Regions from separate parts of the Homo sapiens genome. Here region 2 is linked to region 1. A link is a loop called in an ENCODE intact Hi-C map of the cell type or tissue named here. Cell type or tissue: mammary epithelial cell. All regions are shown on one strand.

Region 1 (8,000 bases):
TATTTTTCTTTTTTTTTTTTGAGACAGAGCTTGCTCTGTTGCCCAGGCCGGAGTGCAGTAGTGCGATCTCAGCTCACTGCAACCTCCGCCTCCCGGGTTCAAGTGATTTTTCCTGCCTCAGCCTCCCGAGTAGCTGGGATTACAGGCATGCGCCACCACGCCCAGCTAATTTTTGTATTTTTAGTACAGATGGGGTTTTACCATGTTGACCAGGCTGGTTTAAATATCTTTTCATATCCAGTTTTCACTTCTTTTTTGGGTACTAAGTGGTCTGCATTTTAAAGTAAAATTGAATAGAGATTTAAAAATAAAATGTACAGGTTCCATACAGGAAACTTGGAGACTAACAAAATGTATAGTGGAAAACAATCATCTCTAGTACCAACTGAAACATAATTAGTTGTCAGTATTTCGGTACATGGCTTTCCATATTATTTTCTGTTTCCTATAATGTATAACAAAAAATACAATTCTAGATGTACTATTTTATTGACCTTTTTTTCTTAGCAAAATATTCCTCATTATGTTTGTCTACATTCTGATAGTAAATACCTACAAATACATCTTTTGGATGTCTTATAATTTTGTTAGCAAAACCCATTTTGAAAATGTTGGTTATTTCTAGTTTTTTAAATAACATTTGTTCTCAATTGTTTAAACTTGCTGAAATTACATACATTTTAAAGATTTTTGATATATATTGAAAAATTGTCTTCTTGAGGCATTTTATTTTCCCAACAATTATGTGATTTTTTTTTTCCCTTATGCTCTTGTCTGCAAAGGGTACTCTGGGATTTTTTTATTACTAATTTGATGGGTTAAAAACCATACTATTGTAATTTATATTTGGTTATTAATGAATATTGTCTCTTAAAATAGGTTTATTGGCCTTTTGTGTTTCTTTGAAAAATTCTCATATCTATCACTTTATTTTTCCTGTTGGAATTTTTCTTTTTCTCATTGAATCATGTAAGTCTTTATTGATAAAGATATCAGCCCTATTTGGGTAGTTTCCTCTGCTTCTACCTTTTAAGTTTGGTTACTGATTAATTGTCACCTGCTGGGGATGAGGCTTTTTACCTACTGGAATGAGGGTCCATGAGGAGGTCTCCTCCCCTGTCCTTCTGCTGAACACGAAAGCAGGTAAAGCAGACCAGCTGTTCAGAGTCTAGGAGAGTTGACAGAATTTCCCTGGGGATCTGTGGTTGGGCTTCGTTTAAGGTTTACAGCCTGCATCCCCGGATCTCATCTCTGATCGTTATTTGCTGGCTGTGTGTGAATTTCAGGTGTGGTTTCTTCTATAAGACAGGGGTATCTTTTATTTCTGTTATTTTCTTAAGGGTTTATCTGCTTTCTTCCCTCTAAGAAATGGTGCTTGTGAGAAGCCTCATACTCTCATCTCTAAAAAAATCAAGGTTTCTTGGAGATAAGACATTCCTGAGAAACAAAATGTCCATAAACCTGGGGATTAAGTAATTAGCATTTAGGGAACTGATTGAAATTCCAGTACAGGAATTTAAAGCATGGTCGGTCCTATTTATTAATTGAAATTCAGAGACCTTGAGATAATTGCTTGTCATTCCCTGCATAGATTTTCTCTCTGCATTGAGCAGGCTACCCCCTGCCCTCTGCTTCTGTCCCTGGTCCTGAGCATCAAGCCTGCCAGCACCCATGAGGCTCCCTTTGTTCTCAGCCTGTGCGGAGTGTAACGAGCCCACTCTAATTGGGCTCAAGCTGAAAGCAGCTGGGATCTCATTGCCTGTGTGTCAAGTTCTGCTTTTGATGAATGCAGAAGCAGTGTGAGGCACAGCAGGGGGCCCCTCCCTTTTGAAAAAGATGGAGTCCTTGGGCTGATCTTCTTTGGGGCCGTCCCACCATCCTGAAGCAAACCCTGGACTTCTGGCCCGGGACAGACTGTTGGCCAAAGCCGTTGCCGTGATAAGTAACATAAGGATCCTTACTTTCCAGAGGTCAGTGAGACAAGTCCTGTCAGTGAGCTGCTGGTTTGCAAGTTTGTCTGCTATTTATCTAAAGATCTCACCTTATCCCCTGAACTTAAGAAAAGCAGAACAGGTGGAATTTAGGTAAAATCCATGTTGTTTTGGATCCTTGACCCTGCTGTCCACTCCCTCATGTCCCAGAGTCACGAGCTTCAGTTCCTGCCAAGTCAGCTGTGCCTGCCTGTGGTGCGGCTCTGTTTTAGCCTGGGATAGAAAAGGGAGAAGCACTCAACATCAGTGTTGTCCTGCGTCCTTCCTCACTCAGCGCACATGGAGGAGTAATTTATGTCACTATGAGGATTACTAGTGGAGATCAGCAAGGGTTTATTCTCTGGGGCTTATTTAGATCCTGCCTAAATAGGGATAACTATATTTGGGATGGCTTAACTACATATATAGATACCCTAGTCCTTGAACCACGGGCGTCCAGAGTCCTCCTTGAGCAGAGACGTCTTTCAGGCCTCTCCAGTGTGAACTGTTGATCCCCTCAAGGGAGTTGCTCCTGAAGGTTTCCTTGTGAGCCCACACCCTCTGCCGTGTTCATAGTTTGTAAGTTGTATGTTACTGTTTTCATGAGCTCTTCAAGAAGCATGTGGCTCTGCGTATTGTCTCTGCTCTGCACACAGAGGGAATATCCCACAGGTGCTCATGCAGGGCTGCTGTTTTCCCAGAGCCCAGGACAACATCCTGAAAACTGAGGATGCCTGCTAGGTAACAGAAAGCAGTTGACCTCTCCTCACACACATAATTTCTGTTTCCAGAGATGGTTGATCCTTAAGAAATCATGGTAGTAGTATCTTCGCAAAATGTGGGTAGACTGACTTTTCAGAGTGGGCATAAAACCTGGAAATTCACTTTTTTCCCCCTTAGTTTCCATACATTTTAAGGTTTTTTTTTTTTTTTTTTTTTTTTTTTAGAGAGGTTTTTTCCTTTTAGGGAGATTTTGGAAAACTAAATACCGTACACATGTAAGGATTACATATTTAGAACCTTTGTTCTCGAGAGGTTTGGTAGCATTGCTTCTGCCTAGATGATCGAGTACCACGTAAGATGAACCTTGGAAGTTGTTTGTTCCAGAGAAGACACAATTAGGGACAGAGGTGCTAGCTGGTGTGGGATCAGGAAACGATGCCCTAGTTTGGCCAGGCATTTTGATGCAATCTCATTTTCTTCATAAAGCAGGGAAGAGAGTCTGTACTCTTTTTTTTTTTTTTTGGAGACGGAGTCTCGCTCTGTCGCCCAGGCTGGAGTTCAGTGGCGCAATCTCGGCTCACTGCAAGCTCCGCCTCCCGAGTTCACGCCATTCTCCTGACTCAGTCTCCTGAGTAGCTGGGACTACAGGCGCCCACCACCACGCCCGGCTAATTTTTTTGTACTTTTAGTACAGACGGGTTTCACTGTGTTAGGCAGGATAGTCTCGATCTCCTGACTCGTGATCCACCCACCTCGGCCTCCCAAAGTGCTGGGATTACAGGCTTGAGCCACCGCGCCCGGCCGAGAGTCTGTACTCTTACAAACGAGGAGAGTGAGACCCAGACTGGCTGGCGGTGTGGCTGGCAGGTTGCAGTCAGGGTCAGAACACAGAGCTCTGGTTCTTTGGCTCCTCCTTTCCCTGTGGGTTCCCCTTTGCCCGTCGACTCTGGTGCTTCCACGTGACCCAGCACGGGGCCTTCTTTCTGCCTCTTCCCGCTTGCTTGTGAGGCCATATCTGCGTGCCTGCTGGTGATTGGGAGTACTCTGAAGATCCCTCTTATTTGTCCCTGGCAAACTCCCCTTTGACCACAGCTCTAGCTGTCTGGCTTTGTCCTGAGTCCTGGTGCTGGTGCTGGATTTGGAGCTTGGACTTGGTAGGCAGAGACTGCCTTTCTCATCAGACTTCGACTTGGCAGCACCCGGCTCTCAACCCTGGGCTCCTCAGGCAGGCGTGTGCCTCTCCACCTCCTGGTCTCCATTCCCATCACGAGGCTGCGTCCTCCTCAATTGGGCAAGCTGACTCTGACACCTGGTGTTCAGTTAGCAAGCATTTATTGAAGGAAAGCCTCAACAACAACAATTATCAGGACTTCTGTGTCCTCATTTTGGCGTTTTTCAGTTGAATAATGAGACCTGTGACTTTGCATTCTTCATATTATCTGGCTGTCAAATGGAATCATGCCATGCATTAACTGTAGTGAGTTAGTACATGTGTGTAGTATTACGATGTTGGCATTCCTCAGGAGAAAGCTGCTACAAAAGTCCAGCTACCAAAAACAGTGAAGCAGTTTCCAGGATATTAGCAAATTTCAAACACACTAATTTCAGCAGCAACAAAATGGAGCTACACTTTAATGCAAGGTAACTCTGTTTAAAGGTGCTTTCTGTTTCAAGAAATGTAGCCTTAATATTTTCTTAAGAATAGTTTTTGTAAAGGAACAAACGGGTTAAATTTTTCAAAATATGATTCATTTGGGTAGCTTAGTGAGAAATGATAAAAGGTTATTAGCAAGTAACTGAGCAAGGGTAACCAACAAGTAGGCAGCTCTGAAGTTAGGGAATATGCCAGAAAAATGCGGGAAGAAGAGTAGGATGGAAATGGTGCCCTTCACCTGGGAGGGCCCCAGGAAGGGCTCCCAGAAGAGTGAGTGTCTGTGTGAGTCTCCTGTGAGCACTGACCTCACAGGCATCTACCCTGCTTAGTTGCCCCTGGCCTAAAGGGGACATGTGTGATCATGTCATGATAGTCTTTTATAATCTTTTCAGTCTGAGAAGTGGTTTTAAAAAATACTTTCTACTTTATTATCTGAAAAAACATTTCAAAAGTCAAACTACATAAAAAGATATACTCAGAAGAATTTTGCTCTTGTCCTTGTCTTTTCCACTTCACCCCACCCACCCTCCACGGGTAAGCATTTTCATTAGCTTTTACAGAGACAGATCTCTAAATTTAAAACATTTTGTTTAGGAAGTGAGCATTGCAGTCTGGGCCATGTACTGGGTGGTCTTCAGTATGTGTGAAGAACAAAGAGAAGTTTGGAAGTTTTATAAAAAGGAGAAATGTAAGGGATTGTTTTGAAAGAGAGTTGTTCATTGGCACTAAGTAAAGTTTTGGGGAGCTGGCAAGCTCTCATTGGTGTGCAAGCTCTCACTGGTATGTGATGGGGCTGGGTAAGCTAGTCTGAGAGTCAGGGCAGGCAGTTTCAGCAGCCAGGCTTGCCGAGAATGACCTGAGTGCTTTGCCCCTCTGGCCTCGACTCTGTTAGTTGGGTATGACAAGAATGACCCAGTTCTTATGATCAACTTTCACATACTCTGTCCTTCCTGTGATTTTTTTTTTGGAAAAAAAAATGTATTGGTATGTAATAATTGTACATATTTATGGGATACCTGTGATGTTTTGATGTGTGCAAACTGTGATTCTTTTTGTGTAAAGCAGGCCAAATGTACACGTTTCCTTTTGCATCAAGGATGGCATACTGGACGTATGTTTTTGTTTTTGCCTATGCTTTTTCACTAACACTGTATCTTGGGGATCATCTCACACCAGTTTTCAGAGGCCTTTGTTCTTGCTGGAGGTGGGCAGAGTGGGTTCCTCAGGGGAGCTCTCGTGAGTCCAGAAGACACTGTGCTGGGGGCTCTCTGTTTTGCCACCACAAAGAAGCTGTGTGACCCAGAAGAAGACACCCACCAAGGGCCCTGGTGCCTTAATTTGTGAAGTGGTATTCCTCATATACCTGTATCCCAGAGACAATGTTCATTCAGAAGTGTGGCATTATTTTGTCTGATTGGAAGAAAAAGTCCTTTCTGAAATGCAGTGCATTAGTGATGGAGATGTGCTGCCAGAGTATCAAGTGGCTGCTTTGGATCTGGGAATGCTTTAGACCAAGAGGAATTGCAGAAAAGGGCGCTATGGAGGCCAGAGCCTGTCCTTATTTCCAGTGCCAGCCCTTTGCACCTGGCTCTCGCTGCGTGGCTGTGGCCTGTCTCTGCGGAGCAGCCCTGGAGCAGCCAGGCCCCAGGCAGGTGGGGAGCTTCAGGCTTGTGTTCTGATGTTCCCTGGCCTCACCTCTTGATTGTGTGGAACTTAAGTGTCAGGTTCCAGGAATGTTTGGCTGTCGGTGGCGGTGATGGAGAATAAGGGAGACCTGTTTAAAGTGACACATGGAAGGCAGACCTGGTTTCTCTGTTTATCACAGAAGACTCTAGTGAAATGAATTATAATTTGGGGCAGAGACCTGAAATTGCTCTTCTGTGCCAAAATAAATTGATTTCGTCAGCTGTCTGAGCTTCATTTCTTAAACTGGACAGGAGCTAACCTAGTCTAAATAAAACTCATTTTCCGTTAATAAAACTAGGTCACTCCAGGCTGCCTGAGTATGCTTCTGAGTGTCTTAAAGCACATTCTCCAAAATCCAGGGGTTCATGTCATTTTCATAACCCATCGAATGTCACTGGCGTGACGTTGGCACTCACCTCTCCCATGGCATGCCACTGTAGATGTGGGGCCTGTCTCTAACTCCATTCCAGCTGCAGGGCAATCGTGGCAGGAGGGCATTGCTGTACACCTGCTGGGGCTGCGGACAGGCTAGGAGGGAGCTGATCCAGCCACCCTCCCACCGGAGGAGGGGCTTTGGGCAGGACGGCCCTGCCTCACCCAAAGAAAGCTTTGTTTGCCGTCCCTTTGCCAGTGTTCCTGCTGCTGGGAGCTTTGCACCATAATGTTTTGAAGGTTTTATTTACACATGGGGGCCAATAAACTAGATCATGGAAGTAGGACGTTGTGAATGTAAAACAAAAATGACAGCACGAATGGAATAATTTTAGAAAAGCCTTGTTCAGATGGGAAGAGCATCTCTGCATAGAGAGCTCCCTGAGCAGTGGGGATGCTGGCCTGCCTCACTTGCTGGAGGTTTGTGAGAGCCTCCAGGTGGCATCTGGCCCCTGCTCCGATGCCTGTGTGCACTCACCCACCCTGCCCTGCCCTGCCCTGCCCTGCCCTGTGGGGCTGGGCCCTGCCTCCGGGATGTTAGGAGCTGGACTTACCTGGAAAGCCCAGGAGAGGCTCCCATTGTCTTTCCTTGTTCCTTCTTTCTCTTCCTGCACGTGAGAGGGCAACGAGTGAACCGTGACTCGCAGCATCTTGCAGACGTAGGTCGGAATGCGGCTTTAGCATATTCTGAAATATACAGCTCTAGAAATGCTAAATCTATTGGAGATGTCTCTCTAAAACAGAAATTGGGGGGCAGTGGCAATCTTTGCAGTGCTTTATTTCTAGCATTCTTTTGTAATCTGAAGTATCATACCAAGTACATTTTAAACAGTGGATTGTCTTTAATTTACCTTTTTAATAAAATGCTGACACTCAGTGTATATAGAGATATGAAAGGCTATGAAAAAATAGAAAAATAGATGTTTTAAAGAAATAGAAAGTCATGAGAAAGGGGGCGGCTCTCCCTGTAATGCATTGTCTGCCCCGATATCCCAGCTTTTCATGGGTTAAGCTGTGTCTTCTCATCCTTCTTTCTGCCTTTGTGAGAGCTTCTCAACAACATGCAGATTCCTGAGTACTGACAAACTTTTTCTTGCTTCTATTTGCAGTGCACAGAAGCCAAAAAGCATTGCTGGTATTTCGAAGGACTCTATCCAACCTATTATATGTAAGTATTTGCACCTTTCTGTGGTTTCATTCTGTGGCCATACCTTTCTCTGGGAATTGTCTTGCTAAAGTTCTGGGTGTGGGATGGGGAAAGCCCGGCGTGGCCCAGCCTCTGCTGCGGTGCCAGGCTTGCCTCACTGGGGGATGAGCAGGTGACCTCACCGTGGTGTCTGGCCCACTCAGACCAGTTACGTTGAGGACAGCCTGAAATTCTGTGCCCTGTTCTGTGATGCAGGTGAGCTCACATGTGAGGGTTTAAAGGGGGCGAGATGTCTGTGGAAGGCAAAAGTTATGTTGGCTTATACACATTTTCCTAGTCAAAGAGAGAAAGGATCATAGGAGCAGACTTATGAGCTTGAGCAGGACAA
Region 2 (8,000 bases), 69 kb before region 1:
GGCAAACAGGTCATATCCTTTCCGGAATGGCTGTACAGAGGGAGGCACAACCCACTCCTCCACTGACCTGTGAACTTGGGCATCTCACTTCTTTTAGTGATGCAAGAGTGAGGACTCCCCCACTGCTTGGGCACCACCCAAGCCAGCAAGAACTGCTTGGCTAGGAGTTGCAGGGATGAGTGGGGTCACCTAATCTGCTGTCCAGCTGCTTCCCAGGGGAACATGGAGTTGCCCCCACCTGCAGAGTTCATATAAAAGCAGGACTGTTGGGCTGGAAACTCTAGCAGGTGTGGGCTGCTGGCCTTGAGCAGTGGCAGTGGGTGGAGTCACTCACCATGCCATTAAGGTGTTTCCTAGGAGAACAAGAGACTGTGCTTGTCAGCAGAATTCAGACAGAAGTGGTACCACGGGGCTGGAAGCTCTAGCAGGTATGGCCTGCCTGGCTACAACTGGCAGGGATTGGGTGAAGTTGCCTATCCTGTTGTTTGGGTGTTTCCTGGAGGAACAGGAGGCTGAACCTGTTGGTGAAGTGAAAACAGAAGCAGGACCATTGGGCCAGAGGCTGGTGCTGAACTTTGTCTAGTGATTTGGGGTGGAGCAATCTTACTGCCCTCGGGTACCATGACTGCAGCCTCTGTTGGGGCTATGGCACTGGTGCTGGTCTGTTCCAGGGTCCAAGGCTTCCAGCAGTCCCTAGGGACTTGAGAGTTGCCTCCACAAAACTCTGGGTGGCTCTCTGCATTGGCTTAGAGGTGCAGGGAGTGGGTCAAAGAGATTCTCCTGTTCCAAGGCTTGCACAGGTCCCTGTGAAGACTGTGAATCCCCCAGGGGCTCTCAATCACTTACTCTTTCCCTATGTTTGGGAGCTTCTTCTAGCTCCATGCTGATCACAGATGGGCTGCTCAGCTTCACTCCTCTCTCCTCTCTGTGTCCCCTTGCTGCCTTCATGGATGCTGATGTGGTTTCTTAGGGGATCACATGGCAAGATCAGTGTTCACTAGCCATTTTGTTTCCTCTCCATGACAGCAGTGCACATGATCTGCTTCTAGTCTGCCATTTTGACTTAACCCTGTACCCCCAATTATAAAATTGATCCTGGCACTTAGTCTGCTCTTAGCAAATGTTTACTGAATAAATGAGTTAACCAGTGTCATAGCTTCATGTGGCAACTTCTATTACTGCATAACAAATTAACTTAAAATCATAAGGCTGAAAATAACAATAAATATTTATTATTCACCCAGCTCCTAAGGGTCAAAAATTTGACTTATGTGTGGAATCTAAAAGAGTCAAATGTATAGAACTGGAAAGTAGAAGGGTAGTTACCAGGGGCTGGAGGGAGAAGAAAAGGGGGAGACATTGGTCAAGGGTACAGCATCTCAGTTACGCAAGGTGAATAAGTTCTGGAGACATAGTATACAATAATATGACTGTAGTTAACAATAATATATTGTATACTTGAAATTTTCTAAGAGGATACATCTCATGTGTTCTCACCACACACACACACACACACACACACACACACACACACACACACGAAAATGGTACTTATGTGAAGTAATGAATATGTTAACCTAATTATCACGATTATTTCACAATGTATGTGTATATCAAATCATCAAGTTGTATTCCTTAAATATATACAATCTTAATTGTCAATTATACCTCAATAAAGTTGGTGGCAAAAAGAACTTGGTAAAAAAAAAGTTTTTGGCAAAAAGAACTCAGTGGCTTAACTGAGTGATTCTGGCTCAGGGTCTCTCTTGAGGATGTAATCAAGATGTCAGCCAGGGCTACAGTTATCTGAAGACTTGATTTGGACTGAAGAATCCAATTCTAAGATGGCCCACTCATACGACTTGTAAGTTAATGCCAGCTATTGCTAGGAGATATCAGTTCCTTGCTAGATGGATTGTTCCATGGGACTGTTTGAATGATTTCATGACATTGCATCTAGCTTCCCCTAGGGATATTGATCCAATAGAGAATAAGGCAGAAGTCAAAATTCTTCTTATGACCTAAACTTGCAAGTCAGACTCTGTCATTTCAACAAAATAATACTAATTAAACAGATCAACTCTTTTTTCTTGTGGGAAGGGACTATACAAATGTATTAATAACAGCTGATGAGAATCACTGGCGGCCATCTTGGAGACTGGCAGCCATACCCCTTTGTGGTTTCAAAACATGTCCACAAGTGCTTTGACTAGCCTCTCTTCCAAAGGTGGAGGTTAATTCTCGTTCTTTTGAGTGTGGGCTGGACTTAATGACTAACTTCTAAACAATAGAGTATGGCAGAAGTGACGGTCTGTGACAAAATTATAAAGAGCATTACGGGTTCCTTCATACTCTCTTCTTTGATCTTTTGCACTGGAGAAAGCCAGATGACACATTGGGAGGACATTCAGTCAGCCTATGGAGAGGTCCATGTGGCAAGTAAAAAGACCTGTTGCCAGCAGCCATTCTGAAACTGGGGCTTCCATCCAATTGCCATAAGTAAGCCATCTTTGATATAAATTCTTCAACTCCAAGTCTTCAAGTAACTACAATTCTCACCAACAGATTGACTGCAACCTTATGAGACTCTTGGCAAGAATCACCCAGCTACACTCTCCTGAACTACTTATTCACAGAAGCTGTGAGATAATAACAGTGTATTGTTTTAAGCCACTAAGCTTTAGTGCCATATTTAATACAGGCCTAGAAAAAATATTTCCCTCCACATATATCCAGATACCATTCTGGAGAGGAACTTGGGTATCATCTTGATACCATCTTGGGACAGGAATTTGCTTGGGTCATCACTATAGAGAATAATTTGCTTAAGGAGATAGGTGGAATTAATAAATCAGACTAAAATTACAGGATAAGTTTAAATGTAATCATTCACAACTTCAGTAACTCCCAGTGGGCATGAACTTACAAAGATGACCACTTATAAAGAAGACTGGATGAGAGCAACTCTTAGGATAACCAATCAGGGCATGAAGATAAAGCCTAGAGGTTTCCCCCATCCAATCAGAACACAAAGTCCAGGCCCTCATTGCCGAAACCTCTATATATAATGCATACTGAGGGTGCATTCCACCATTCCAGCCTCTTCTGTGACTGCTCCCGCTGCTGCTCCAAGCCCGACTTAGAGGAGGAGGTGGAGGCTGCAACTTGCGGCACCTGGCCAGGCTCCCTGCAGTTGGTGGTGGCCACCAAGACTGCAGCGTGGTCAACGAGACTGCAGCATGTTCGGAGTGGTAGGAGGCAGCGATGAGCGAGAGCTTCTCCGTGCCCTGCTACAGGAGGAGTCAGAAAGAGGAGGCATCTGTCACAGGCTGGAGGCTAGAGCCTGCAGCCCAGTGGCTCACCTCACTGCAGTTGTTGGTGGTGACAGAGACTGCAGCACGACCAGAGCAGTAGGACAGGGGCCTCAGCCTCCTGGGCTCCCTGGTTCCTCCTGCCTCAGCTAGAGCTGCTGGGACCCCAGGAGCAGCCACCACTATGGCCTCTGCACCCATTTCCTGCACAGTACCCTAACTGGGAGAGGTGCTGGGAGAAGGCAGCCGGGCCTCCTGGTCCCAGGCAGCACAGCAGGGTCCTCCAGGGCCTTGCCACGGGCAACCTCCCATGCTCTTGGGCAATGAGCAAGAGCCACAGGCCTGGTCATGCTCTGAGGACAAAAGAGGGACCCTGAGCACAGCCACTGTCCCTCGTCAGGTCATGTGAGAATTGTTCCAAATCCCTCTTTGGAGAAGGAGGAATGGTCTCTACATGCATGTGCAGTCGGGGAGGACACCCCAGGGCCGGGAAATGCAAGCAAGGGGCTACCAGGACGAGGCCAGGTGTCCCGTGAGGCATCCCTGTGCCATCCCAGGGCTGCGTGCAGATTCCTCCCAGGGAACTCGGGCCCAGTTCTTGGGCGCCACCTGGTGGCCACTTGCTTTTCCTGATTGTGTCGCCCAAGCTGGCCTCCAACTCACACTTCGAGAGATCCTCTTGCCTTGGTCTCCCGAAGCAGGAAGCGGGAGGATTCCAGGCTTCAGCCACTGTGCCTGGGCTGGACCTATGTGTTCTAATTTGTGAATGAGTTTAGGACTTGGGGAGAGTTTCCTCATCTGGTATCTTCCTGTGTCCTAAATGACCCTTGAGTCATGACTATTCTTAGCTGACCCTTGAGTCATGGCTATTCTTAGCTGACCCTGCAGATGGGACAGGAAGGGAGAAAACTTGAGGTCCTGAACAGCCAGGCTCCACTCTTCCCCTTCCTGTGCTACACATGCACACATACTCCACACACACACACATGCACACCCTGCATGCACACACTGCATGCACACACTGCACACACAGGCACAGAAGCAGAGTGTGAGTTCAGAACAGATGGAGCTGTGTCCGTTGTGAAAATGCTGAGGAGCATGGATGCTTGGGGAAGAACCCCTTAACCACGCCCCACCCAGTGGCCCAGGTTAATCCCTGACCCAGCAGAGAAGCCGGCCAGCCCCTCCTCCAGTGTCCATTCTGATTGGCCAGTACATGTAACCAGCCCTGGTGAGAACATGCTCACAAAAACCCAGGAGCAACATGCCCGAGACACAACACACTCATAAACCCATGTGCTCATGCAACACACCACATCCAGGGACAGCACAGACACCAGGCATCTCCCTGTCAGTGCCACCTGTCACCACCCAGCCTCTACCCACATTTCCCAGCGACTACCTCCCAAGGTCCCAGGGTCTTCTACCTCACTTACCTGCTTTCCATGTGGTCCAGGTAGTCCATTCTCCCCAGTGGGACCAGAGGATCCACAGAATGAGAGGAATTGGGGTGGGTGAGTGTTGGCCTCCAGCTAAGGGACCCCTCAGGAGTAGGGCACAGAAAAGAGGGGTAAGGGGCTGAAGGCTGGAGCTCAGTGGGGGTGGCAGGGACATTGGTCACTCACGGGCTGTACTGGCTCACCATCCTTGCCATAGTCACCGTTAACACTGTCCTGGTCCTGCAGGGATGAAGCAAGGCCAGACCCAGCTGGCATCACCCCTAAAACTGCTAAGCCTTGCATTCCCCTGCTTGCCCTGCCATATCTCCAGCTTCCCAACATCTAAGCCCATCAGTTGCACAGAGGCACCCCACAGAAGCCCCAACCTCTTCATCCTTTCCCCTCTGTCAGTAAGACTCACATGAGCCACCTTCTCCTGGGGGGCCAGGGTCTCCAGGAAAACCAAGACCCTAATCCAGAGGGAGAACAAGAGTCAGGGTCACAGCCCCATAAGCCCACCCAACACAGACTCCCACAGGCATATGAGACCCTCTTCCTCCCTACAGGCTCATCTGTTGGCACCTCCCTAGGAAGAAGGTCTCTGCACCCCTATCCCCACCTCGAGCACTTCATGCTGTCTAATGCCTTATGGTATTAGCCACAGGGTATCTCTCACTTTCTCTCTGGACTCCAGATCCCATGCATCCTCCCAGGATACCCCATTCCCAGAGCCTCCCTCCCAGGCATCCCCCCATTCCCAGGCTCCCCACAGTCCAAGATCCTTACTCACAGATACCCATATTCCCAGAAACTTGGCTGCCCTGACTCTCCTTTCCCCCCACACTCCCCATGTGTACCCTGCAGAACAAGTGGAGGGCACAGAGGGTCTTGAAGAACAGGGATGCAGCCCCTGCTTCCAAGACACCTTTAGTCACTCCCTACTGCCCTTGAGGACAATGGGATACACATAGAAAGTCTAGCCTATAAGGGGAGTCCCCTGGTCCCCTTCCGTTCAAGGACAGGGTGGAAAGCCTCACTCCAAGGATGGTTGGGAGCAGAGACTCCTGGCCGCAGAGGAGCTACAACTCAAGGAAGTCACAGGAAAAGAGGGGGGGTGCAGCTGAGAGGGGTGAAGGGAATTCTGAAGCAGGGCCCTGGAGCTGTCACTCACCTGACACCCGGCTCACCCTGGATTCCTGGAGATCCTGACTCTCCTGGCTCCAGGAGCAAAGAGATTGGGGTCAAAAACCTCATTGCCCCCTCACAAAATCCTGGTATTTCTCACATTTTATTCTCTTTTGTCTCCTCAACAAAAAATTGGCAGAAATCCAACTGTCATTCCTCATCCACAAGACTGGTCCCCTTCATCCCTTTCCCAATTACCTTCTCTCCAGGGGGACCCAGGGCCCCAACACCTCCCAGGGGATCTTGTGGACCCTGAAAGAGGAAGAGAAATAGGTGACATCGCTTCAGGAGGTGGGGTTATTGCAGGGGCAGAGGCCCAGATGAGCATCCCAAGGTTATGGCAGTGGGACAGTGGGGGCCTCCCAGGGGAAGGGGCTTCTCAGGGGCGAAGAGTTTATGATCTGAGGAAAGGGACGCAGAGGATCAGACTCATTGCTCTGAAGTGGCAGGGGCTGGGATGACTCACACCAGTGCCACTGGGTCCAGGTAGTCCCTGCAGGGGAACAGATACACCAGAGGTGGGGAAGGGAAGTGAAATGGCACAATGAAGGAGTGTGGAGGGAGGAAGAGCAGTCAGGGCAGGGAGGCAGCAGTGGGGTGGGGGCTGGCCAGGCAGGGGTGACCATTTGGGGTCTGGGGTCAGTAGGGGTCACATTCACCATAGGACCCACATCTCCTGTTTCTCCCTTCTCCCCAGAGGGACCTGGCACACGCTATGCAGGTGCAGAAAGCATGGACCCAGGTGACCACCCACCCAAAGCACAGCCCTAGACTGATGGGTCCCACAGCCCCTCCACTCAGACCCCACATGGCCCCCAGGCTTCTGCCCCCACCAACCCAGTCCTTAAAGCATGTTGCTGGCAGGGTCTGGGACACACATCACCCCATCCTGACACTGCCTCTCAGCCCGTCCCCAGCCGCATCTCACCTATAGATTCATGAATCCTGTTCTACCTTTATTGCCTTTGGCTCCCCACACTCTGGCTCCAAAGTGTCCCTGGGGTCCCTGAGCTCTGGGCTCCCAATCTGCTCCCTGGGGAAGGAGAGAAGCAGGGACAAGGACATAGACATGGGTCATGGGTCAGGCATTCTCTATTCACGAACCCCATACATAGCTGGGTACCAGGCCCAGAGACCCCACTCCCAAACCCAGCCTCAGGGGCAAAGGGGAGTTGAAGGCAGAGCAGAGGCTGCCAGGGCCTTGCGTGGGGGCCGAGGGTTCACTCACCACTGCTACAGGCTGTTCCATGGACCAGTGAGTCCAGGGGGTCCAGGAGGGCCCTGGGGGAGAGACGAGAGTCAGAAACACCAAGGCAGGGAGGAACCAGGAGGGAATGAGGTTAAAGGCCAGGGCGTCAAGGTCATGGACACTTTGATGCCCTTCTTCCTGGGGTCCCCCACCTCATCCTGGAGGAGAAGGCACAGGAGATACCAGAGGGAGGAAATGATAGAGCTCAGGAGTCAAGCCCACCTCAGCCCTCTCATGTGGAGAGAAGATTGGTCGGGTTCTCTGGGGTTCTCCTCTTGGTCTCCATCTTCTCCAGCCACACCTGGAGGCCCAGCAGGACCAGGAAGTCACACAGGACTCTGCACCCTATCACAGCCAGGCAGACAAATGGGGCCCTTTTCACCCTGTGGGGCAGGAAGGAGGAGTCATGGCCTGGAGGTGACCCTCACCCTCAAACACCCACAGGAAACCTTTCATAGCCCATCACCCCTCAGCCCACAGACCCCTCCCCAAGAACCACTCCCAAGGTCCCCACTCTCACTGGGACACCTGTCTCTCCTGCTGATCCAGGGGGTTCCTGAGGGCCTGGGCACCCTGGCGGGGGGCAATGGGTCCCTTGATCCTGCTGCACCTCACTCCCTAGGGGGGAACCCTGAAAGTTGAGATGAGTGAGATCCCCAGGGAGGAAGACCCAAGCCCACTCATACCAGGGCCCTCAGAGCACAATTCCCAGGAGAAGAGCCCCAAATCAGCTGCATTCTGGCTGACTCTAGATTCCCTCTGCCCAGTCCCACAGCACCTGCGTAGATCTGGATGCCACCTCCACCCTGCCTCAAC

The links. A loop is a pair of places that touch in the nucleus more often than their neighbours do. Peaks named below come from ENCODE experiments on the same cell type or tissue, not always from the same donor. Only the 100,000 strongest peaks of a DNase experiment are listed, where the experiment ranks them.
Region 2: it touches region 1 in a loop (2.2-fold over the local background); 8 of 110 quality-filtered maps call a loop at or near these places.

What each region holds. Positions count from the first base shown.
Region 1 is chr7:55,520,705-55,528,704 of GRCh38, reverse strand. VOPP1 (VOPP1 WW domain binding protein) reads left to right here. Exons shown (of 5, transcript NM_030796.5): 2 at 7,575-7,633. Among named protein-coding and RNA genes, the nearest start is that of VOPP1, 48 kb to the left of the region's middle. RefSeq lists an enhancer at 3,550-4,051. In mammary epithelial cell, a CTCF peak has its summit at 4,009 (motif pointing left); no DNase peak of the experiment used is centred here; H3K27ac peaks cover 581 bases.
Region 2 is chr7:55,589,871-55,597,870 of GRCh38, reverse strand. VOPP1-DT (VOPP1 divergent transcript) reads right to left here. Exons shown (of 17, transcript NR_187585.1): 7 at 7,713-8,000; 8 at 7,407-7,567; 9 at 7,164-7,216; 10 at 6,890-6,968; 11 at 6,402-6,428; 12 at 6,134-6,187; 13 at 5,922-5,964; 14 at 5,172-5,220; 15 at 4,748-4,990; 16 at 3,975-4,193; 17 at 1,211-3,287. Among named protein-coding and RNA genes, the nearest start is that of VOPP1-DT, 21 kb to the right of the region's middle. RefSeq lists an enhancer at 3,992-4,491. In mammary epithelial cell, a CTCF peak has its summit at 3,923 (motif pointing left); no DNase peak of the experiment used is centred here.